2 separate regions of the Homo sapiens genome follow, and region 1 is linked to region 2. The links are chromatin loops, found by intact Hi-C in ENCODE. Cell type or tissue: endothelial cell of umbilical vein. All regions are shown on one strand. Each heading gives the region's core, and the rest is flanking DNA. Links, peaks and the distances in the headings are about the cores only.

Region 1 (17,107 bases), core at 4,300-12,299, 90 kb after region 2:
CCTACACTTTTTCCATCTTTAGAAAAAAAAAAACCTTCGTTCAATATTTTACCTTAATAGGGGCACATTGGTATATTCTTTATGTCTGATTCCACAATTCTTCCACTTTCTTATCTTTCCCTTCTCTTTGTTTTTTAAAAAAAAAAAACAAAATTTTTAAACTTCTATCTCATTCTCTGACCCATTGTCCTGTGTTTTCTTTTTGTGAAAGGGGGGAGAAAAGAAGATTTATAAAGAATTATCTGAATTGTATACCCTCTACTGGTCATACCTGCTTTTTTTTTTGAGATGGAATTTTGCTTTTGTCACCCAGGCTGGAGTGCAATGGCCCAATCTTGGCTCACTGAAACCTGGGCCTCCTGGGTTCAAGCAATTCTCCTGCCTCAGCCTCCCGAGTAGCTGGGATTACAGGCATGCAGCACCACGCCCGGCTAATTTTTGTATTTTTAGTAGAGATGGGGTTTCAACATGTTGGCTAGGCTGGTCTAGAACTCCTGATCTCAGGTGATCCACCTGCCTCAGCTTTCCAAAGTGCTGGGATTACAGGCGTGAGCCACCATGCCCGGTTGATCATACCTGCTTTTAGTCGCTATATAATTTATGACATCCATTTCATGGGGCAGGTATGGGGAGGGTGAAGATTGGGAAGATAGTCCCTTGGCCAACTAGGCACTTTTAACATCTGACTCAGAAACATAGTCCAGGACTAGACATTTTCCCCAAATCTGAGTACTCCCCTCTGCATGCTGTCCCATCCACACATGGACTTATCCACAATATTATGCAGTATAACTTCCCTTGTTCTGAATTCAGGTCCTTCCTCCTACACTCCTATTCTCATTCCTCAAAACTATGCTTATGCCAAGTTTTCTTTTCTTCACCCCACTAAAACACAGAGGCTTTTCTTTGTATCTTTTAAGTCAACACCTGGCTAATAAACTAATGCTTGTTTTGGGGCCACAAAGAGAAACAAAATGTTGTTATTCCATTCCCAGAAATAACAAATCCATCTCTTCTACAGACAATATCCTAGTTGTGATTATCTAAGACGGCACTGTCCAGTATTCTAGGCATTAGCCACATGTGGTTATTGAGCACTTGAAATGTGATGCGTCTGAATTGAGATGTGATGCAAGTGTAAAAATGCACAACGAATTTTGAAGACTTAGAAGAATGTAAAGTTCTTCATTAACAGATTTTAGAAAAGTACTGACTATATGTTAAAATAGTTTAATATTTTGGGCCGGGCGCGGTGGCTCATGCCTGTAATCCCAGCACTTTGGGAGGCCGAGGCGGGCGGATCACGAGGTCAGGAGATCGAGACCACGGTGAAACCCTGTCTCTACTAAAAAAAATACAAAAAATTAGCTGGGCGCAGTGGCGGGTGCCTGTAGTCCTAGCTACTTGAGAGGCTGAGGCAGGAGAATGGCATGAACCTGGGAGACGGAGCTTGCAGTGAGCCAAGATTGCACCACTGCACTCCAGCCTGGGTGACAGAGTGAGACTCCGTCTCAAAAAAAAAAAAAAATTAATATTTTGAATATAGCTAAATAAAACATTATTCAGATTAATTTCACCTATTTCTTTTTACTTTTTAAATGTGGCTACTAGAAAATTTAAAGTTACATATGTGGCTTGCATTATATTTCTAATAATTAGTGCTTATCTCAGCAAGAGGAGAGAAATTATTGATAAACGTACAAGACCAAGCATTAAACAAAAGTGATGGCAGGTAGCTATCGTTAAGTGGGGACAAAAACGTTCTTCAGTTATAGAAAATGCAAATCATACCATTTCATCATCCTTCAAATAAGAAGACCCTATAATACATAACAATTTCACTAATCAACAAAGATTTCTCCATTACATTACACTAGATCCCTGTGAAGCATTAGATACACTGCTGCTTTAAACACTGGCCTTCCTGCCCAGGCACAGTGGCTCATGGCTATAATCCCAGCAGTTTGGGAGGCCAAGGCAGGAGGATCACTTGAGGCCAGTAGTTCGAGACTAGCCTGGGCAACACAACGAGACCCTCTCTCTATAAAACAATAATAATAAAGATTTAAAAATTAGCTGGGTGTGGTTGTGTGCACCTGTAGTCCTAGTTACTTTGGAGGCTGAGGCAAGAGGATTGCTTAAGGCCAGGAGTTTGAGGTTACAATGAAGCTATCATCCTACCACTGCACTCCAGCCTGGGCAACAGAGCAAGACCCTGTCTCTAAACAAAAACAAAAATCAAAAACACTAGGCTTCCTGACTGCCATTCCAAAAACCGACTGAAATATTTTAAAATAACCATAATAAAAACAGTTTTTAAAAGACCTAGATGGGTATAAATCAAAATATAAACATAATTATATGCTTATATTTTGAATGTATATACTTTTAATGACTGTATGGATATATGGTGAAAAGATTTTTTCCCCCTTAAAGTTTTCTTGGATTTGTTCAAAAGTATTTTATATGGATACTAATTCAGGAAATTCATTATGTGAATACCTAATTAATCTTACTTTGAAGAATGTTGGTTTTTTACATTGAGGTAAAATTCAAATAACAAGGTTCACAGTTTAAAGCATTTTGAAGTATACAATTCAATAATTTTTAATATATTCACAGAGTTGTGCAACCATCGCCACAATGTAATTCCAGGACATTTTCATCATCCCCACAAGAAACTTCATACCTATTAAGTAGTCACTCCCCATCTCCCTTGCCTCCTCAATCCCTGGCAATCCCAAATCTATTTCTGCCTCTTGACAATGTCCTCTGATGCATAAAATATTTTAACTTTGATAAAGTCCATTTACCTGATTTTTCTTTTGCTGCTTGTACTTTTGGTGTTATAATTTATGAGACCACTGCTAAATTCAAGGTGATGATGATTTGTCCCTATGCTTTCTTCTAAGAGTTCTGTAGTTTTAACTCTTCCATTTAGGTCCTTGATTGATTTTTAAATTAATTGGGATATATGGTATGAGGTAAGGGACCACCTTTATGCTTTTATGTATGTGGCTATTCAGTTCTTCCACCATCATTGTTGAAAAGACTATTCTTTCCTCCACTGAATGGTTTTGACGCCCTTGTCAAAAATCATGGCCAGGCGTGGTGGCTCACACCTGTAATCTCAGCACTTTGGGAGGCTGAGGTGGGTGGATCACCTGATGTCAGGAGTTCAAGACCAGCCTGGCCAACATGGTGAAACCTTGTCTCTACTCTAAAAATACAAAATTAGCCGGGTATGGTGGCACGTGCCTGTATTCCCAGCTACTTGGGAGGCTGAGGCAGAAGAATCACTTGAACCCAGGAGGTGGAGGTTGCAGTGAGCCGAGATCGTGCCATTGCACTCCAGCCTGGGCAAAAAGAGTGAAACTCTGTCTCAGAACAAAACAAAACAAAACCATCAACTGACCATAGATAATATGGGTTTATTTCTGGAATCTCAATTTGAATCCATTGATCTAGGTGTCTATCCTTGTAATTTAACTACTGTAGCTTTGCGGTAAGTTTTTAAATTGTGTAGTGTGAGTCTTCTAATTTTGTGCTTCTATTTCAAGATTGTTTTGGTATTCAGGGTCTCTTGCAGTTCTGTATGAATTATAGGATCGCCTTGTCCATTTCTGCAGAAATGATAATTAAAATTTTTATAGGGATTGCACTGAATCCGTAGATCAATTTAGGGAGTACTGACATTCTAACAATAATGTCTCCCAATCCATGAACATGGGATGTCTTTTGATTTATTTATTTAACTTATGCTTTATAGTTTTCAGCATCCAAGTCTTGCACCTCCTTGATTAAATTTATTCCTAAGTATTTAAATCTTTCTGATGCTTTTGTAAATGGAATTGTTTTCTTAATTTCCTTTTCAGATTGTTCATTGCTAGGATATAGACATACAACTGATTTTCATATGTTGATTTTGTTTCTCACAATTTTGTAAACTTTCATTAGCTCTAATAGTTTCTTTGTGGATTAAGACTTTCTACAAATAAGATCATGCCATCTGTGAATGGAGATAGTTTTATTTCTTCCTTTCCAATTTAGATGCCATGTAAAATTTTTCTTGACTAAACTGCACTGACTAGAACCTCCAGTATGCCATGTAACACAGAAGTACAAGTGCAGACATCCTGCCTTTTTTCTGATGGTGGAGGGAAACCTTTCAATCTTTCATCAGTAAGTACGTATTTAGCTGTAGATTTTTCAGACGTTCTTGAGGAAGTTTCCTTCCATTCCTAGTTTTTTAATGTTTTCATCATAAAATGGTGTTAGATTTTGTCAGATCTTTTTCTTCATCAACTGAGATGGTCATGTAGTTCTTGTCTTTTGGTCTACTAATGTGGAGTATTACATTAATTGATTTCCATATATTTATCATGATGGGGAACTCTGTCAAATGTTTTTTCTACATCAGTTGAGATAATCATGTGGTTTCTTTCTTCATTCTATTAATGTAGTGTACTACATTGACTGATTTTCGTATGTTGAACCATTCTTGCATCCATGAATAAATGCCACTTGGTCAGGGTGTATAACATTTTTAATATGCTGCTGTATTTGGAGTGCTCTTTTGTTTTCAGCTATTATTTCTTCAAGTATTCTTTCTGCCCTTTTCTCTCTCTTCTTTGGGACTCCTATAATGCATACATTGATATGCGTGATAGCATCCTACAGTTCTCTCAGACTCTGGTCATATTTCTTTACTCCTTAATTTTTTCCTGCTTCTTGAATTGGGTAATCTCAATTGACTTAAATGAAACTCACTGGTTCTTGCTTCTGTCTGCTCAAATCTGCTTGCTGCTGAACCCCTATGGTAAATTTTTCATTTTAGTTATGCTTTTCAATTCTGGAATTTCTATTTAGTTCCTTTTAATTATTTCTTCCTCTTTACTGATATTCTGTAATGGTGAGATATCATTATCATGGGTTCCTTTACTTCCTTCATCATATTTAAAACAGTTGATTTAAACTTTGTGTCTATTAAGTCCAAAGTCTAGGCTTCACAGGGGCAGTTTCTATTAATTTCTTTTCTTTTTATTTATTTTTTGAGACAGGGTCTCTTTATGTTACCTAGGCTGGTCTCAAACTCCTGAGCTCAAGTGATCCTTCTGCCTTGGCCTCCCAAAGTGCTGGGACTACAGGTATAAGCTACCACACCCAACCTGATTTCTTTTCTTTCCTATGTATGGGACATGTTTTCTTGTTTCTTTGCATGCCTTGTAATTTTTTGTTGAAAACTGGAAATTTTAAATATTATATTCTGGCAACTCTAGAGACATAATTTTCTCTACTCCCTAGGATTTGTTGTTGCTGCTTTTGCAGTTGTTTGTTTAGTGACTTTTCTGAACCAATTTTATAAAATCTATATTATCTGTCATGTGTGACCAGTGATGTGTGTGCTATTTTAGCCTCGTGGTCAGTTGGTGATTTGATAGAGGTTTCCTTAAACACCTGGGAACAAAACCAAACAAAACACAAAAAGCAAAAGTATTTGCAGATGGGCTCTGTGTGGGTGCTAGGGCACACCTTCAACATTCAGCCAAACAGTTTACAACTCTGCCTTAGCCTTCTCCTCCTACTTGTACAGAACATGAAGGTTAGGCAGACTTGACAGCTTAGGACTTTCTCAAGTCTTTTCTGAGCATATGCCCAGCTCTGGCTGTGTGTGGGGCCTTGATTCCCAGAAACATGTGGGAGCTTTTTAGAGCCTTTATTCCTCAAAGTGTCTAATTCCCGAGACTTTGCTCACAAGCTTTCTGGTTTGTCTATTGTTTGTCCTTCCTGTTATCCCTTGCCCCAGGCAGCAGCAGCTAATGCATTTGCCTTTAAATGTTTTTAACAAATGACCCAGAGTGTAGTTATGTCAATTCTGGGAGAGTTTTGAAATTGAAAACTCTCTTCTTTCAGTAAGCTGAAATAAAGCAAGCCCTTTGAGCTAGTCCTTCAGAAAGCCAACAGACAGGTCAAAACAAACGACCACAGTTCTTTGAAAATAAGGTCCATTCCACTTCCTCTGGTACTAGAAACCTATACCTGGAATGTACTCTGTTGTCTTCAAGACTGCCACTGAGCTAGGGAGTGAGGGATGGGGCCAGGATAAATAAAGCACTACAAAGCTTTCTTAGAGAGATTTAGGTGTTTTTCCCCTTGATTAAGCATTCACTAGGTTACTGTAAACTTTTCATTAGTTTCCAGAGTTTTAATAAAGTTGATCCTGCCAGTTTCTGCCAGTTTATTATTTTGGCATTCTTTACTCTGCCATTTTTGCTCCACCGTGGGAAGGTCTTCTTAATAAGGATAGCGTATATACTTGGGGGAGAAGGTTCAGGGAACAACTCTAAATTTACATTATTCAGGAAGCATTCCTTGATAAACCCCAACTGGAACCATATTTTCACTCTTGGTATTTATTTAGTCTGCATTAGATTAGTATTTATTGATCTGTTCCTTGTAAATAGTAAGTTGCCTTGTGATTTTACATTTTGCCTTTTCAAAATATAAAGTTCAAACAAAGAACTATAAAAAAATGCTGCTAACATGGAAAAAAATAAACTTGACAGAGCTATGTTTTACTTATTTTTAATCCCCTTCTCATGCCTTCAAGTCCATTAGCAACTAAAGTACTCAAGATTGAATGCTTTAAGTGAATGTTTTAAACGAAAAAATTAAAACAGGTGCATAAATACATTTGTATTTTAGTACCCTTTTTTTTTTTTTTTTTTTGAGACAGAGTCTTGCTCTGTCGCCCAAGCTGGAGTGCAGTGGCATGATCTTGGCTCACTACAAACTCCACCTCCCGGGTTCATGCCATTCTCCTGCCTCAGCCTCCTGAGTAGCTGGGACTACAGGCGCTCGCCCCCATGCCCGGCTAATTTTTTGTATTGTTTAGTAGAGACGGGGTTTCACCGTGTTAGCCAGGGTGGTCTCGATCTCCTGACCTCATGATCCGCCTGCCTCGGCCTCCCAAAGTGCTGGGATTACAGGTGTGAGCCACCACACCCGGCCTAGTATGTTAGTACCCTTTTAACTATAAAGTATTATCACCATTCTCCATGAGCATTCTCCATTTTGAAAAGTATTTCTAGCATAATTTCTATTCAAAAGCATATATAGATTTACAATTTCAGAAGCAAAATACAGATGTTGGCAAACACTGAAAATTTTATTAAATATCTATAACATGCAAAAAGGAAATGACTAATGACTCCAAGTGTCTTAGGAACAGACAAAGGAGACATAAAAATCATTTGCCTTGGTTTCCTTCAAAATAAATTTATTTTCCATATATTTCAAACTTACTCATTGTTTAATTCTAAAGCTTGATAGGCTGCTTTGATTCGAGCTGGAGGATTTCTTTCCCTCCAAGCCTTCTGCATAACTGTAGAAAAAAATTCCATAAAATAGATGAGATGGTAAAAAAATAATCTGCAAAATTATGAAGAATAAGGTAGTGGAGTAAGCAAAGCTTTAAATAATATATTCTTAAACATACAAAACAAGAAACTAGGTTATTAGTTCACATTATCTATTATGAGAAATTTACATTAAATTTGTAAGCTTCACATAAAATAAAAATATATTCTTTCTCTGATTTATTTTAACAATATACAGGGTACCTAAACAAGTTAATTATATCATTATTATGTATGAACATTTATATATCTAAATGCTTGTTAACATTGAGTTTAAGTGACATCACATTATAATCAATATGAAATATTACAGTTCTACTTTTATCATTCTGAAAAGGTTTTATGGAACTGCTAAAAATAAAAATATACAAAAACTTAAAAACAAAGTCTTTGTCTAATGAATGATTCACTCTACGAAGAATGTACGGGCTTGCGTTTTGTGTAAAAGGGCAAAAAAAAAAAAGGAATTAATTTAGAATATAGTACCTCTAGAAAATGTCAGCCTCTATCAGGATTCAACAAAGGCCTGAGTTAGGATTTCTTTGGAATATTAATTTTGCTACCAATTTACTGTACCAAAATGAAGACTTCACAGTAAGTAAAGTTTTCTTTAATTAAATAAACAAATAAAGTAGACTCAGAAGACAAACTGGCCCATTTCAAGTTTGATAAGAAAAATAGAGAACCTATGAGTGTTGCTTTTGGAACAAAACCTGCAACTGTCCAGGAAGAATAATGTGAAAAATGTTTGAATTTTCCTTTGGAAACAAAATATTAGTCTCAGCTTAGAAAAGGAGTCAATATATTCCACTTGTGTAACAAAAATACATTTCTCATATCAAACATGTCACCAGCTAGCTGCCACCTAACGCTTCCTGAACTTGACAAACTGATGAAAGTCAGCACCCATCTGATACTGGCCAGGTAAAGAACATCATTCTGCTGCAACACTAAATATTACATTAAAATAATGCATAATACTAGACTTGTAATTTTTGATGATAGGCTGTCTTCTATGAGTTATATGATATTTACAGGTCAAATTTTAACACTGAATCTTTATTAACATTTTAAATTGTTATTTGGTACTCTAGTATATTAAATACATACCCTAATTTATCTAACAAATTCCCTTTTGATGGACAATTAAGTCATACTAAGTTTTTTGCTAATACAAAACATTGTGATAACAATCTTTCAGTATGTGTTTTCATATCTAATTAAATATTTCCTTTCTAGAAGTAGAACAGCTGACTAAAATATGTATATTTTAAAAGATTCTGGATCTGTAACAAGTTTGGGGAGTTAGGAGAAAAAAAAAGACTCCAGATATACACCCCCCAAATTCCACAATAAGACTGTATTAATTTATACTTTTTCAGGCAGTGTAACACAGTATAATCAGTCTTTGCTAATTTAACACCTTAACACAGTATTATCAATCTTTGCTAATTTAACATCTGAAACTTATTTTCATTTGTGTTTTTTTAAATTTCTAGTGAGGTCATCTAATTCACCTTTAAATATTTTATCTTATTCTTTTGTTTTCAAATGCTCTACCTAGCCTTTCAAGAGTATTCTTCACAACCAAAGCAGTCCTAAGCCTAAGCAGAAAGGAGAAATAAAGTTGATGGGGGAAAAATGTATATATTTTTTTCTAAAATAAGGCTTAGGAGTAATTTAAAACAAAATGCTGATTTGGTATTCAATTGTCCTCTTTAAGGGCTCTTAATATGCTGAATATAATTAAAACAAGCAATTAGCAATTCACTCAAATTTATCTATTTTTCAAGTTAAATAACATTCTAATAAGCTAACAAGCACAAAACAGATCAGCAGTTATCATAAGGTCAGGGGTCATAAATATGTAAATGCCTACAAATGCCAGGCATTAAACATAAATGAGTGAACTGAAAGCACATTCACTGTCTCAAAGGGAGAGCCACAACTCAGTTCCATCTTATTACTGTCAAGTGTAAATTCAAGTTCAATTTTGCCCTATTTTTCAAACTTCAAAAGGCATAAATTCAGATTTTAATGTAAAATCTCCTGATTTTTAAATGCTGAAGAAAAAAATCCAAAAAACAATGGTGGGCCCTTCTGGATAAGTTTGTTCTCTGCCCTAGATAAATTAATAGAATAAGAACAAAATCTAATTTAGTTATTACTGATGACAGTAAGTCAAGAGAAATTTGCCACATCACAAAAATACACATTTGTATTTCTGAAAATAAAACTACTGATATAAATCATGACCTTTATGTGAGGGTCTGAAAAGATCAATATGGAATCAACAGTCCATTTCTGAAGATCATTCACAGATACACTCTGTCCTCCTTGAGTTCAACCTTTAGCTGGGGTTAGACACACCTCTAGAGAAGTACATAAAACTTTGCAAGGACCAAAATGGAATACATGGTTTTAAGAAAATCAACTTCTAAAGCTTCAACTTTATCACTCTTTCCTATAACTGATCTACCAAAGAATGTTTCTCTGGTTTCCCTATCCTACCTAACCACAATTCCTATACCTGCTCACTGCAAAGATATGTTCCTTTCTCTTATTTTACAGAAAAAAAAAAAAAAAAAAAGGGCTTACTTCTTACCCATCCTGAATCTTACAAGATGTACTGCCCTATAGTGTAAAAATCTCCAGGTGCCAAAGGGACAATTCAAAGTTTGGGTTGGGGGCAACCATGTTTAATCAAGACATCCTATAATAGTATTGCTGCCTTTTATTTATTAAACAGTGAAGCTTGGCATTGGAAAGAAAGTATTCTGGCCGTGTATTCAAGTATATTACAGAATGAAGAAGGGAATGATAACAATTTTTAACAGTTCTATTAGCACCCCTCCCTACTTACTATCAAAGAATGGATTGCTCCTAGGGGAAGGTCCCCTCACATCAAGGCAAAGCAGGCATTAGCAAGGAGTAATAAAGGTAGTGAAGCCTAATTTCGGCCAAGTGGTAAGTTCTAGGCAAAGTTCCAAGACACAGCTATCTTTCTATCTTAGAATCTGAATTCAGAAGACAGATGGTTGTCATGGGGAGGCATGTTAATATGTTTATTTAAATTGAAAAATGAAGTCAGACTGCTCTGTCAGAAAGTAAATATGATTTCGTTGATAGAACTGACAATGAGAACTCACCCAGTCAATTAGATTATATACAGAACCTTCCACAAAGTTTAAAGAGCTAAATATGTAGCTCTAAGGATTTGACAGAAATATAATTAAAGCATGTCATAACACTTAGAACCTTACAGTCAAATGCAATTTAAATTTTTAAAAATTACATTAGAATGTTTTATTGTGGAAAAGGATGGAAGTGTGATACCAGACTCTACAGCATGAAATAATGATAATAAAATTATATAGGAATGCAAAACAGATATGTGTTCAAGAAGAAAAAAGACAACATTTACTACTGTTAAAGGGCATTTGGTAAGCTGGGCGTGGTCGCTCACGCCTGTAATCCTAGCAATTTGGAAGACCAAGGGGGGGCGGATCACCTGAGGTTGGGGTTCGAGACCATCCTGACCAACATGGAGAAACCCTGTCTCTACTAAAAATACAAAATTAGCCGGGCATAGTGGTGCATGCCTGTAATCCCAGCTACTCAGGAGGCTGAGGCAGGAGAATTGCTTGAACCCAGGAGGTGGAGGTTGTGGTGAGCCGAGATTGCACCATTGCACTCCAGCCTGGGCAACAAAAGCAAAACTTGGTCTCAAAAGAAAAAAAAAAAAAAAAAAAAAAAAAAAGAGCATTTGTTTACGTATTGTTTTGCTTGCTTGGTTGTTTTTTTAGATATAGGGTCTTTGTCCCTCAGGCTGCAGTGCAGCAGTGCCATCATAGCTCACTGCAGCCCCAACCTTCTAGGCTCAAGAGATCCACCCACCTCAGCCTCTCAAGTAGCTGGGACTACAGGCATGTACCACCACATCTGATGAATTTTAAACTTTTTTTGTAGGGATGGGGTCTTACTGTGTTGCCCAGGCTGACAAACTCCTAGACTCATGGGATGCTCCTACCTTGGCCTCTCAAAGTGCTGGGATTACAGGCATAAGCCACTGTCCTTGGCCTATTTATGTATTTTTCAATGGATTGTAGTGGGTATTAAATCATTTGATTTCATAACATAGATTGAAATATAGGGTATACTATTATTTTTAAATGTCTGTATTTTGCAATATGTCAAAAATTACATTCTCTATGATTATTTAACCTTATGATGTCAACTTAAAAATGTGTGAAGGGACATATTCTTTTTCAAAATTCTTTTGGGAGATATTCAAATAAAAATGTTTTAATACCACAACTTCAGTAGATAGCCATGATTGCTATTTTAAAAGCCTGCTGACGTTTGCAATTCAGTGTCACTCTGTGAGAGGGGCTGTGAGAGAAAGGGTGGTGAGACCTAACTTCCAGAGTCACTCAACCCTTAAAGTTAACATACAGTACTGATACTGTGCTGCTGTTATTTCCCCAACACCTATCCTTTTGCCATTAATATAAACATTAAGCATATAAACATAAATCTATTTTTTTTACTCCTTTATTGCAATTAAACCATTTTATGTAATCATACCAAAGATTCATGGGTTTCCTATCATCCACTCTTAACCTATTTAATCTAGCAAAGATAAATCACTATGAACTCATTTTAATGCAGGAAACTGGCTATTTTTCAGACCCTTCAGTGATTTTGTGGTGGGTAGAAGCAGTAATAGTGTAGTGGTTAACAGCCAGTCTTGAGTTTGAAACATGGTTTTATCAATATTAGCTGTGTGACTCAAGGCATATTACTTGATCCCCCTTTGCTTCGGTTTCTTTATTGTTAAAATGGGGCTGATAATACCACCTATCTCATCAAGTGACTGGGAAGATTAAATTTCTATAAATTGCTCAGAACAGTGCCTGGCACATAGTAAGCCTAGGCAAGTATTAGCTATTATTAGTGAAATTGCTTAGACATCTGTGACATCTAGGCCATTCATTCATTCATACTTTTTTTTTTTTGAGATGCAGTCTCACTCTGTCGCCTAGGCTAGAGTGCAATGGCCCAATCTCAGCTCACGGCAAACTCCACCTCCGGGATTCAAGTGATTCTCCCACCTCAGCCTCCCGAGTAGCTGGGATTACAGGCACCCACCATCATGCCCAGCTAATTTTTATATTTTTGTAGAGACGGGGTTTTACCATGTTGACCAGGCTGGTCTCGAACTCCTGACCTCTGGTGATCCATCCACCTCGGCCTCCCAAAGTGCTGGGATTACAGGCGTGAGCCACCGCGCCCAGCCCATTCATACTTTCCTCAAAGAATAAATATTAATATTTACATTATGCCAGGCAATGTGCTGGATAATAGAGATTCAAAGATGAAGAGAATATAGTCCCTGCTGTCCAAAAGTTTATACCCTAGTAGCAAAGACAAACATGAAAGCAATATAATAACATTAACAAATAAATGTTTGTGGCTGAATAAATTAACTAAAGTTACTTCATAGAGGTTTAGACAAAGTAGTATAGAACTGCAGAAAACAAAATGTTTAATTCTATGACAAGGAATCCCAGAGAGGGCTTTCTAGAAAATGTGACTTTCAATTTGGATAATGAAGGATAAAAAGTAACTCATCAGATAGATAAGGAGGGTGAGTGCATTCAAAGTAGAAGAAAAATTGTGATAAAGATCCCAGACCAGGGCACAGTGGCTCATGCCTATAATCCTAATGCTTTGTAATGAGTTTGAGGTTACTTGGAGCTATGATTGCACCACTGCACTCCAGCCTGGACAACAGAGTGAAATCAATCAATCAATCAGCCCTGTCTTTAAACCATAAAATTAAGAGTCTCAATACTCTCTTCTATAGATAAGCACTTAGAGAAAACTAAACACAGAAATTTCTATGATCTTCTACCACTTTATATGTATCTCTAACTCACGACTAAAACAAAATAGACTCCAGTTTTCTGTACATGCCATTCTCCAATGTTTATACATTGACCTGTTCTTCTATTTTATGTATAATTGCAGGTGTTCATTTCCCAGACAGAAATGGGGTACACTGTTTTCTGGAAAAGTAGTTGCTATATTTGATCTGAAAGGTTTTTGAAGTAGTAAAAGAAATATGAAATATTTTAAATTCTTTATAAGGAAAAGCAGTGTATCAACCTAGCTTATAGTCATAATTTAATCTGAGTTTGTTATCAATAATATAAACAACTCCAAGCCAAATAACTAAATAACTCTGTATATTATAATAAATAACTCTAAAGAACTTTTAAGATGATCTTCATGATCACTGTTTATACTATGAACAGATATGATACATACCTGTGTCTGAAGGACGTAAAAAATCTGTGTCACAGGTGAAAAAGGTCTGATGGTCCTGAGCTGACAGGTTCATGTCATAGTATGTAAGTGGCTCTTTACCAGTCACCCAAGTGTATCTTTACCAAAACACAACAAAATATTTAAATTGAACATGAGAGAGCATCTATCTGCTATAACAGACACTACTTAAATTCAAAAATGTACTGCTACACATTTGGATGTTTTAAAATCTTACAATCAGTAAAACAAAAGATAACCTCACAAACTACTTAAAGTATGATAATAAAACATCAAAGACCAAATAGAAAAATAATATTCAATAAACAACTGCTTCTGAAAATTGAATTGGGCCGGGTGCCGTGGCTCATGCCTGTAATCTCAGCACTTTGGGAGGCTGAGGCTGGTGAATGACTTGAGACCTGCAGTTTGAGACCAGCCTGGGCAACATAGTGAGCCAGTGAGCCCTGTCTTTACCAGAAAAAAAAAAAAAAAAATTCAGCCAGGTGCAGTGGCTTGCACCCGTAATCCCAGCTACTGGGGAGGCTGAAGCTGAAGGATCACTTGAGCCCAAGAGCTCAAGACTAGCTTGAGCAATATAGCGAGATCTTATCTCTATTTTTTAACTAAAAAAAAAAAAGACTCAGTAAAACGAAAATTAAGGATTGGGAATTGAGACACAAAATGAAGCCTGGAATGGAGCTAACATATGAAATGTATACCCAAAAGTTATACTTTAACATTAAGAGAAAATAATCATTCAAAAGAAGCATAAGGATTCCTGATACTAATAAATTTATCCTAGGCCAGGCACAGTGGCTCACGCACGCCTTAATCCTTGGCACTTTGGGAGGCTGAGGCAGGAGGATCACTTGGGGTTTGAGGAGTTTGAGACCAGCCTGGCCAATATAGTAAAACCCTGTCTCTCCTAAAAATACAAAAATTAGCCGCATGTGGTAGCGGCCGCCTGTGATCCCAGCTACTTGGGAGGCTGAGGCAGAAGAATCACTTGAACCCAGGAGGAGGAGATTGCAGTGAACCAAGATCATACAACTGCACTCCAGCCTGGATGACAGAGAGAGACTCAGCCTCAAAAAAAAAAAAAAATATATATATATATATATATATATATATATATATATATGTGGATGTGTGTGTATACACACACACACACACACACACACACACACACACTTCTTTTCAAGATCTTCAGGAAATGGATACTGCATAATACAACAAATAGCCTCAAACTTTGATTAAACACAGTAAGAGATACAAGGACCTGTTTCTTACAGGTATCCCTTAACACAGGCTAATGGCATCTTTCATAAAAGCCTGGCTTTCACTTCACAGAATGTCACTATCTTACACTATCATGTCTTTAAGCATAGGAGTTATTGCTTAGTCATTTTTGTATCTCCATCATTTTGCACAGTGCCTGTACATGGTACAAACATAATGTTTCTTATTCAATAAGTTAAATAACATGCCCCATTCTACTTCTGGGTAAAACGCAGCACTCCTCAAAATAAAAGTAAAGTATCTTTGCTCATAAGTTTCAAAAGATGTTTTCTCATTTAGAGTTAAAAACCAGAAGAGAAATGGACACAGTAGTGAAAATAGGAAGCGGCAATATGAAGTCAATATATAGTCCCTCTACTGTTGCACAATTTACATTCAGAGTGATATTTTCTAATGCATCCTCAAATTTTGAAATTTAGCACTCATGCACAGGAATATGCTGACACTGGTAATTTTTTCTTAATGTCACAAATTCTTTGAAAAAGGCTTTTTATAAACCAGGGGCCTAATACATACTTAAATGTATACAATGTATACTTATACGTATCACAAATACTTATATGTATTATAAACCAGGGGCCTAATATATACTTATACGTATCACAAACATATAGTTTGATGTAATGTTTCTTATGATTATCAAATTAAACACAGGCTATGTGTGGTGGCTCATGCTTGTAATTCCAGTGATTTGGAAGGCCAAGGCAGGAGTATTACTTGGGCCCAGAAGTTTGGGACCAACCTTGGCAACATAGCAAGACCCCTGTCTACCAAAAATTTTTTTTTTTGAGATGGAGTTTTGCTCTTGTCGCCTGGGCTGGAGTGCAATGGCGTCATCTCAGCTCACTGCAACCGTTGCCTCCTGGGTTCAAGTGATTCTCCTGCCTCAGCCTCCCAAGTAGCTGGGATTACAGGTGTCTTCCTCCACGTCCAGCTAATTTTTGTTTTAGTAGAGACGGGGTTTCACCATGTTGGCCAGGCTGGTCTTGAACTCCTGACTTCAAGTGATCCGCCCACCTTGGCCTCCCAAAGTGCTGGGATTACAGGCATGAGCCACTGCACCTGGCCTCTACCAAAAATTTAAAAAAATTAGCTGGATGTGGTCTCTGCCTATGGAGTAGCGATTCTTTTATTCCTTTCCTTTCTTAATAAACTGGCTTTCACTTAAAAAAAAAAATTAGCTGGATGTGGTGGCATGTGCCTATAGTCCCAGCTACTTGGGAGGCTGAGGCAGGAGAATTCCTTGAGCCCAGGAGCTCAAGGCTGCAGCTAGCTATGATCGTGCTACTGCACTCCAGCCTGAGTGACAGGGCAAGACTCTATCTCTAAAAAATTTTAATTAAAAAAAAAAAGTAAACACAGTGAAGATGCTGCCAAATAAACTGTGGACTAATCATTTTACTTTATCATAGACCAGTATCTTCTACTAGAAGAGCTGCGATATATTTATAAAGACAAATGATTTTGTAAATACCTTTACTCTAAAACCAATGCCCTACTTATACTGAAAGCAAAATGTAATACCTCCTATATTCTGCTCCTCTGAAAAGATTTAGAGGGTTTCTCCATACCTTACATTCTGAAAAACAAGGGAGAAAAAGGGGGAAAAAGAGACACTTTAAAATCTTCATTTAACCAATATCTATTGTCTACCCACTGTAGGCTAATCACAGTGCTAGCCACAGATGGTACAAAGATGAATAAAGCATGCTTTCAAAAAACAGAATTAAATCTAGTCATTTCCTTATTTCTGTCTCCATAGTATTTGGTTCATAATTCAGTTATAGCACTTACCATATTACAATGTGATTATCTGCTTGGTTTTGTTTCCCCTTTAAAATATGAAGTTTTAAAACTTCGCTCATTTTTCTATTCCTAGAACCAAGCACAGCATCTAGAACTGACTTGCTTAACTGAATTAAATATAGTATGAGAGTAGTCATGTAAATGGCCTGAACTCTGTAATAACAGACATGTTTTGTTCTTTTTGTTTTGAGACAGAGTCTCGCTCTGTCACCCAGGCTGGAGTACAGTGGCGCAATCTCAGCTCACTGCAA
Region 2 (8,000 bases), core at 1-8,000:
GCCTCATCAGAATAGTCTTCACTGTCCATATTTTTACCAGCATTCTGGTCATGATCACTTAGGTAATCATTAAGAGAGAAGCTTTCCCTATATAGCTCTTCTTTTCTGATCCTTTAGTGTAGTAGAATCACCCTTAATACTCCATTCACACCAATGTAAGTTTTTCCATCATTCACTTCAAAACCGTTCCAGCCTCTATCCATTACCCAATTTCAAAGCTGCTTCCAGCTGGGCGCGGTGGCTCACGCCTGTAATTCCAGCACTTTGGGAGGCCGAGGCAGGTGGATCACGAGGTGAAGAGTTTGAGACTAGCCTGACCAACATGGTGAAACCCCATCTCTACTAAAAATACAAAAATTAGCCGGTCGTGGTGGCGTGCGCCTGTAATCCCAGTTACTAAGGAGGCTGAGGCAGGAGAATGGCTTGAACCCAGGAGGTGGAGGTTGCAGTGAGCCAAGATCACGCCACTGCACTCCAGCCTGGGCGACAGAGCAAGACTGTCTCAAAAAAAAAAAAAAAAAAGCCACTTCCACTAAGACCAAAACAATGCAATTCTCCACAATCTCTTCCAGAAGACAGAAGCAGAGGACATACTTCCTAACTTATTCTATAAGTCCAGCATTACTCTAATACCAAAACCAGACAAAGACATTATATGAAAACTCAGACTAATATCTCTCATGAACACAGATGCAAAAATCCACAAAATATTAGCAAATCAAGTCCAATAATGTATAAAAAGAATTAGGCACCATCTGGGATTTATCCCAGATATGCAAGGCTGATTCAACATTTGAAAATCAATTAATATAACCTGTCACATTAACAGTCTAAAAAGGAAAAATCACATGATCATATCAATAAATGCAGAAAAAGCATACAACAAAACCCCACACCCATTCATTAAACTCTCATCAACTAGGAATAGAGGTAAACTTCCTCAATTTGATTAAAAAACAGGTACAAAAACCCTATAGCTAACATATTTAATGTCAAACTTACTAAATCAGAGTGTTATCATTGCATGGTGGAAACTCAGGTTGCTATGCAGGGGTGAAGGTATTTCATCAGAAAGAAAAATAACTCAGACTCCAGAATTGTTTCTAATCATCCAACAATCATATATTGTTCACTATTCTAGGAGTTGTAACACTTCTCAGTATGTTCAGGAGAAATGACAGGAGTAACTGTCTCATTGCTAAATAATTGTGCACAGTGGGGAGTACAGTGTCTTGATCATTAATTCCACAAAGCTGCTATGAGCAGAGGCACGATGGTCATGTTGACATGAACCAGGGAGTCTTAAAAGGGTAGATGGTTGGGAAAAAAGCGAGGGTATGACGACAGGCATAATCAGAGAACTCAAAAGTGATGTCAAAGTTAGGAACTTTGAACTGAGGATCTCAAATCACAGTAACGGATAAGATTGCTAAGGTAGTGACTCTCCAAGAGGTTCATAGTAATACTAAGCTGTTATTTGTTCATGTTTCCCTCGTTCTGTCATGAATGTACAATGGAGCTTTCCAGAGGCTACATTATCACACCAGACTGAATGTAGAAGCACATAAGAGAATTCTGCTATTAAGCCGGACATTAAAGATAGAGTATTTGCAAAAATGTTAAATAATGCCACTCTTTTCATGCTTTTTGTTTTGGAAATTATAGGTATTTTCCCATAAAAATATGGTATTAATATTAACAAGTATTGGGGTTATTATCGCTAATAATAAAAAAATTAAAATAAATATTTTTAAATGTTTCCATTTTGATCTGATAAAATACATTTTAGGCCAGGTGCAGTAGCTCATGCCTATAATCCCAGAACTTTGGGAGGTTGAGGCAGGAGGATTGCTTTAGCCCAGGAGTTCAAGACCAGCCTGGGCAACATAGTGAGACCCCGTCACTAAAAAAAATTTTTTTTAATTATTTAGGCATGGTGGTGCATACCTGTAGTCCCAGCTAATCGGGAGACTGAGGAGGGAAGATGGCTTGAGCCCAGGAGTTCAGGGCAAGCCATGATCGTGCCACTACACTCCAGCTTGGGCAAGAGAGCAAGGCCCTGTCTCAAAAAATAAAAATAAATTAAAATCTTATATTTTAGAGCAGTTTTTAGATTTACAGAAAAATTGCAAAGATAGTACAAAGTGCCCATATATCCCAGTTTTCCCGATTACAAACATCTTTCTTACACTACAAATGTATGGTACAGTTGTCACAACAGTGGACCAATACTAATATATTATTATTAATTAAAGTCCATACTTTGTTCAGAACGCCTCAGTTTTTCCCCAGTGTCCTCTTCCTTTTCCAGGATCCTATCCAAGTTATAATATTACATTTACTTGTCGTGTCTCCTTAGGCGCCTCTTGGCTGTGACAGTTGCTCAGACTTTCCTTGTTTTTCATGACCTTGACAGTTTTAAGGAGTACTAGTCAGGTATTTTGTAGAATGTCCCCCTGGTGGAATTTACCAGGTGTTTTTTTCTTGATTAGACCGGGGTAATGGGGAGGAGGACCACAGAGGGAAAGTGTTGTTTTATCGCATCATATCAAGAGTACATACTATCAACCTGACACTGGTATGTTGACCTTGATCACCCAGTGAGGTTGTATTTGTCAGCTTTCTCCACTGTGAAGTTGCTTTTCCCCTCCACACTCCCTGTCTGTACAATACTCTTGGAAAAAGGTCACGATGCATAGCCCACACTTAAGTAGTAGGGAGTTGTATGTCACCTCCTTCAGGGCAGAATACCCACATACATTATTTGGGATTCTGTATAGGAAATTTGTCTCTTCTCCTCCATTTATTTATTCATTCAATCATTTATTTGTATCAGCATGGACTCATGGGTATTTAATTTTATGCTTTGGGTTACAATCGAAAACTGTTTTGTTTTGTTGCCCAAATTGTCCAGCTTTGGCCACTGGGAACTTTTCAGTTGGCTCCTGAGTTTATGTTAATTTTTAATATGGATAGCTATTACCCACATAAACAAAAGCTCTTTGGGGTCCTTGATAATTTGTGAGTGTAAAGAGGTCCTGAGACCAAAATGTTTGAGAACCACCGCTCTAGGGATCCTCTGGCTGACCCGAATCCCCGGTGTGTGTGCGCGCTTCGTCTGCAGGTAGGAGTTGTGGTCTGGACAGAAGCAAAGTAGGCCACACTCGCCTGCCCTTGGGAACACCCACTTCTCCGTGCCACGCCCGCTCCTAAGGTTTTCTTCGGGCAGAAACGCGGGGATCCCCAAGAAGACGAAGCTCAGGCTGCCATGCCTTTCCCGCGAACGCCACGGCGCGGCGCCCGGTTCACAGGGCGAGTCGCCCACCCGCGAGTCGGAAAGCGCCCGGAATCTTGGCTAAAGCTCAGCGTTCTCCTCCGGGGCTGGGGCCCTGGCCAGGCCTGGCCTGAGCGGTCTCCCCTCACTCTGCGGCTCGCTCTCCCGGGCTACTCCGGCGCGCAGGTGCTGCGCCCGCGGGAGAGAGCGATCCTGCGGCCGTGGCGGACGCCGGGAGGAGCCACCGGGCTCTCCTCTCAGGAGCGCGTCCCCGTGCCCTCCAGCTGCCCGTCCCTGCTGAAAGCATCCGGACAGCTCCCCGGGCCGCGGCCCTGGGGCCCGCCAGAGCCCTGCCCTGCACCCCGCTCTCCCCTCTCTGGCCCGGAGGGCTGCGCCGGGCAGATCCTTTCCTCTGCAAGACAGAGACAAGCAGCGATAAACAGCTAAAGCTGGAGACCCGGCTAAATGATACAATAAGTTCTCTAATTGCCTCGAAAATAAGGTAATGATTTGGCAGAGGGAATGCTTTGATCTTATCAGGCAAGAGAGACCTCTCCAAAGGAAACCTCAGAGAAGGGCTGGAGGCCTCGGACTTGGGGGTGTGAAGCCCAAGGACAGCCTGCTTTCCCCGCCCTCCCCCGACCCTGCGTGTCCACGGTCCCCAGCCTCACCCTCCGGCTTTTCATGGAAAGACCCTTCTCCTGTGATGACTGGAGGAGAGTACACACACATAACACAGGGGTTAGGAGAGGAGGAGGGGGTGGGTTCTGGGTTTTTCAGGAACAGGAGGACGGCTGAAATGACTGGTGCAGTTTTAGAGAGGCTATAGAGAAGGAAATTGGGGGAGAGGGGATTGCGGACAGGGATTATGGAAAACCTGACTTGGCTCAAGTCTGATGATGTTTCTTACACAGTGAGGGCTGCTGATTTGAGCTTTTCAGGCAGGAGGGAGTGACAAAGGGAGGAGAACTTTGAGTGTCCTGCCTTCTCCAAGAATCTGCACACACACTCACACACACACCATTGCTCTGCGCTGTGGGTGTCCCTGCCTGGCAGAGGCCCCAGCACAAAGAGGATTAGAGAGATGAGCTAATCTGGTTTGTATCCCAGACATGGCCCCAGAAAGGGACCTTGTCCACCCTGATATGTAAGGATGTGAAGGAGTGAGGAGTCTTTCTTTGGGGGCCTGCTGGCTAACAGTACCAGAGACCCCACTCCACTGGAGTCCCTGGGATACTGCAGTCCTGACTTCAGGGTCAGATTTAGGAAGCAGAAAGACGGTCGGTCCCACAGAAGGAACTAGATCTCTACCCTACTTGTTTCACCAGTGGGGAAACTGAGGCCTGAAGTGGGAAAGTGATTTACAGAGTCATGCCAATAGTGCATGGCTGAGTTGGGGGAAAAAACCCTCAGGTTTTCTGACTTTTTACTGGTCCAGTGCTCCCTGCACTGTGTTGCAGGAGCTGCAAGGGAGAGGTATGAGACAGAGAGAGGGCAAGAGAAAGAGAGAGACGAAGACAGAAGCAAACATACACACCAAGGAAAATAGAGGTGCGCACACACCCACATGCACAGAGAGACGGAGAAAGCCACAGAGAGTCAGAAACAACATGGAGAGACAGATGGAGAGAGTGAAGAAAGAGCAAGACAAACGGTCATACAGATTCATACAGAGAGATACACACGGAGAGACAGGGAGTGACACAATCTGACAGGGAGACAGGCAAGAGACAGGGATTCAGAAAGAGAAGGACAGAGACATTCAGACAGGGAGGGGGAGGCAGGCCAACTTAGACACATAGAGAGACAAATGAAGACAGGGAGATAAACACAAGAGACAGATGCAAATAGACAGAGAATGACAGAAACAAGAGCCAGAGAGAGACCCAGGGAGATGGAGACTCAGAGAAGAGACATGGGGAGAGTATGAGAACAAGAGGCAGCGTGAACTGAGGAAGGCAGAGTGGGAGGGAGGCAGGCCATGCCCTCTGCAGATATTTGTCCATTGGAAACAACTCTCACTTCCAGATCATTCTAGGGCCCAGAACAGGTGGTAGGGAGAGAAAGAGGGCTTAGTGCTTAGCCTGTGTGATACAGGCAGACTGGGAACCCTCCCTTGGGGAGAGGCTGGTCAGTTGACCACCCAGGATCCCAGCAGCACACCCACTGGCCTCACACAGAACCTGGGCCACCCGCCCGGAATGGCCGTCAGCCCGCCCACTGCCTGGCTCCAGTCTGATTACAGCCAAAGTGCCAAAAGGCTCCAGACACCCCCATTCCCTGCCCCCATCGTCTCACCTCCCCACGCCTCCTCTCCTCCTTCCCCTTCTCCTTTACATCCCTCTCTTCCTTTCTTCCTAGTCCTCAGGGGAGCAGTTTGTGCCCCTGTTTAGCCACTAGCTGGGAGGAAAGGGGTTCTCCTCCATCAAGCCCCCTTTCCTGGTTTGGAGCTGGATGCTCCTTCCCTCCAAAGCCCTTTTGGTCTGGCCTCTTTGAGACACGTTCCACGCCTCGCCTAAGAGCTCATAAATACCAAGGAGAGGCCGGCCAGGCTGTGTACAAAGCGTGGATCCCCACTCTTTTCCCCCCTTAACAGCTCCTGGGTTCTTCCCAAGCTTCCTTTACTTCCCCAGACACCTGCATGGGGTGGCAGGGCAAGAGGTGAGGCATTAGTTACCTGTGTGAACCTGGCCCTATTTCAAATAAGACCTGCCTCGGTTTGCAAAGAAATCTCAGGAAAGGCGTCTCAGGGCCCCTTGTGCAAGCAGCAGGCTCAGGAATTCCTTGACTCCCATCCAAACCTCCCCCCAGCCCCTTCTTGGCCTTTCTCTCTGCTCATTACCATCCACACCACCTCCCACCCACCGGGAAAAAGAGAAGGTCATCGCCAAAGGGGCCCAGGGAAGGGGAGCCTTCTGGAGGATAGAGCAGGGTGGGGTAAGAGCTGTTTACCCACACCCCAGCTCCCCTTAGCTCATCTCCCCTCCCATCCAAGGGCCAGCAAAAATTCAAAATCATTCAGCCACGCATAGCTGAGAACAGAGTGAAAAGAAATCTTAACTCTGTCCCACCAGAGAGCAGAGCATAAGGTGACATCAAGGGTGACAGTGGACCCTTCTTCTTTGGGCACCCACTTTTGAGAGGACAGGAGGAGGCTCTAGTGCCACTATGGGGAAGAGGGTGGACCTGACTCTGCTGGCTGGGTGGAAGCTGTCCTGCTGGAGGCCCCAGGTAATCTGGCAGCTTTCAGGGGACCTGGGATTCTTCCTCAGGTCTCTACTGATACTGTTCACTATGTCTGCAGCATGCACCCTTGAACTTCAGCAGAGCCTAGTGTGCCACCCACAGACGGTTTTATTATATTTCCATGAAAATGCCTTGGGAGTAATGCCTTTTGCTCCTTGTTATTTAGGATACCCTGGCCAGTGTTGGGCACACAGCAGGTGCTCAGTAAGTGCTGACTTGACTCCATGCAGGGTTCTACAGACCAGAACTTAACTCTGAGATCAGTGACTCCTCCCTCTGGCTCCCAGAACTGAGAGTGAGAGTGTGGAATAAAATGAAGATGCAGGTCAGGAGCTAGCTTGAGCCTCTGGCCTTGACCCTCTGCCTGGCAGCCCCACAACAAGCCTTTGCGTGAGGAGCTGAGCTCTCCAGTAGTGTCTAGGACCTTGAGACTGGAAGTTTATTTTGAGATTTGAAGCTCCAAAGAGGCAGATCCCAGAAAACCTCTTCTCTGGCTCCATATTTGTTCTCTAGTTAAGTGGTTGAGTGCAGCTCTTGCAGTCAGCTGGCTCCTGCAGCCTGGGATTCCTCCCGGGGAACTGGGGACTCAGAGGAGAGGGGACAAAGAAGCAGAAGGAGCCAAGCCTCATCCTAGGTTGTCCACTCTGGGGGCAGAGGTGACTTGTAAACCTTAGAGAGAAGTCTAGTCCCCTCACCCACTTCCTTCCCTCTCAGAGCTGCTGATGTTTCTGGCTGTACCCCCCTCACCCCTCCCTTCAGCTCAGAAACATGCTTTAAAATTTTTTTTATTTCTATTTATTTATTTTGAGACAGGGTCTCACTCTGTTGCCCAGGCTGGGTGCAGTGGTGCATTCATGCCTCACTGCAGCCTTGACTTCCTGGGCGTAAACAATCCTGTTGCCTCAGCCTCTCAAGTAGCTGGGACCACAGGTGTGCATGACCACACCTGGCTAATTTAAAAAATTTTTTGGGTCTCACCGTATTGACCAGGCTAGTCTCTAACTCCTGTGCTCAAGCCATCCTCCCAACTCGGCCTCCCAATGTGCTGGGATTACAGGCGTAAGCCACCAAGCCTGGGCCTCAAAAACATGCTTTAATACTTGAGCATCTGTGTTGTGCCAAGACACAGTCCCACTTGACTGTAAAGACAGCTCAGGCCAAAGAAGGGGCCTCAGAAGTGATTTGGGGGCCCATGTGGGCGAGTCCACTCTAGGTTAGGGCTGATGTGATCATCTTCAGCCAACTTTCCCCCTCCCTGCGCTTTCCACCAACCCCAGGCCCTGTGTAGAAATAAACACAGGGCCAGAGTCACACCCAGGTCTAAACACACAGGGGAGTCTGGGAGAGGCTGCTGGAGCTCCAAGACTGCCCTGTGTAGGGATGGGGCTGGGTTGGGAGGAGGTAAAAGAGTGGTCCAAGGAAAGAGGCCCAGCCAAGAAGGAGCCTGGGCTCATTCCTCTCCCACCTGCCCCTCTCAGGA

The links. A loop is a pair of places that touch in the nucleus more often than their neighbours do. Peaks named below come from ENCODE experiments on the same cell type or tissue, not always from the same donor. Only the 100,000 strongest peaks of a DNase experiment are listed, where the experiment ranks them.
Region 1: it touches region 2 in a loop (2.5-fold over the local background); 3 of 110 quality-filtered maps call a loop at or near these places.

Annotation. Positions count from the first base shown.
Region 1 is chr1:112,584,220-112,601,326 of GRCh38, forward strand. ST7L (suppression of tumorigenicity 7 like) reads right to left here. Exons shown (of 15, transcript NM_017744.5): 4 at 16,575-16,629; 5 at 13,752-13,867; 6 at 7,306-7,384. Among named protein-coding and RNA genes, the nearest start is that of ST7L, 26 kb to the right of the region's middle. In endothelial cell of umbilical vein, for the core only: no CTCF peak of the experiment used is centred there; no DNase peak of the experiment used is centred there; H3K27ac peaks cover 720 bases.
Region 2 is chr1:112,498,700-112,506,699 of GRCh38, forward strand. It overlaps a transcript of WNT2B not described here. Among named protein-coding and RNA genes, the nearest start is that of WNT2B, 6.3 kb to the right of the region's middle. RefSeq lists a silencer at 3,578-3,667. In endothelial cell of umbilical vein, for the core only: a CTCF peak has its summit at 3,308; a DNase peak (open chromatin) is centred at 3,302; H3K4me3 peaks cover 696 bases.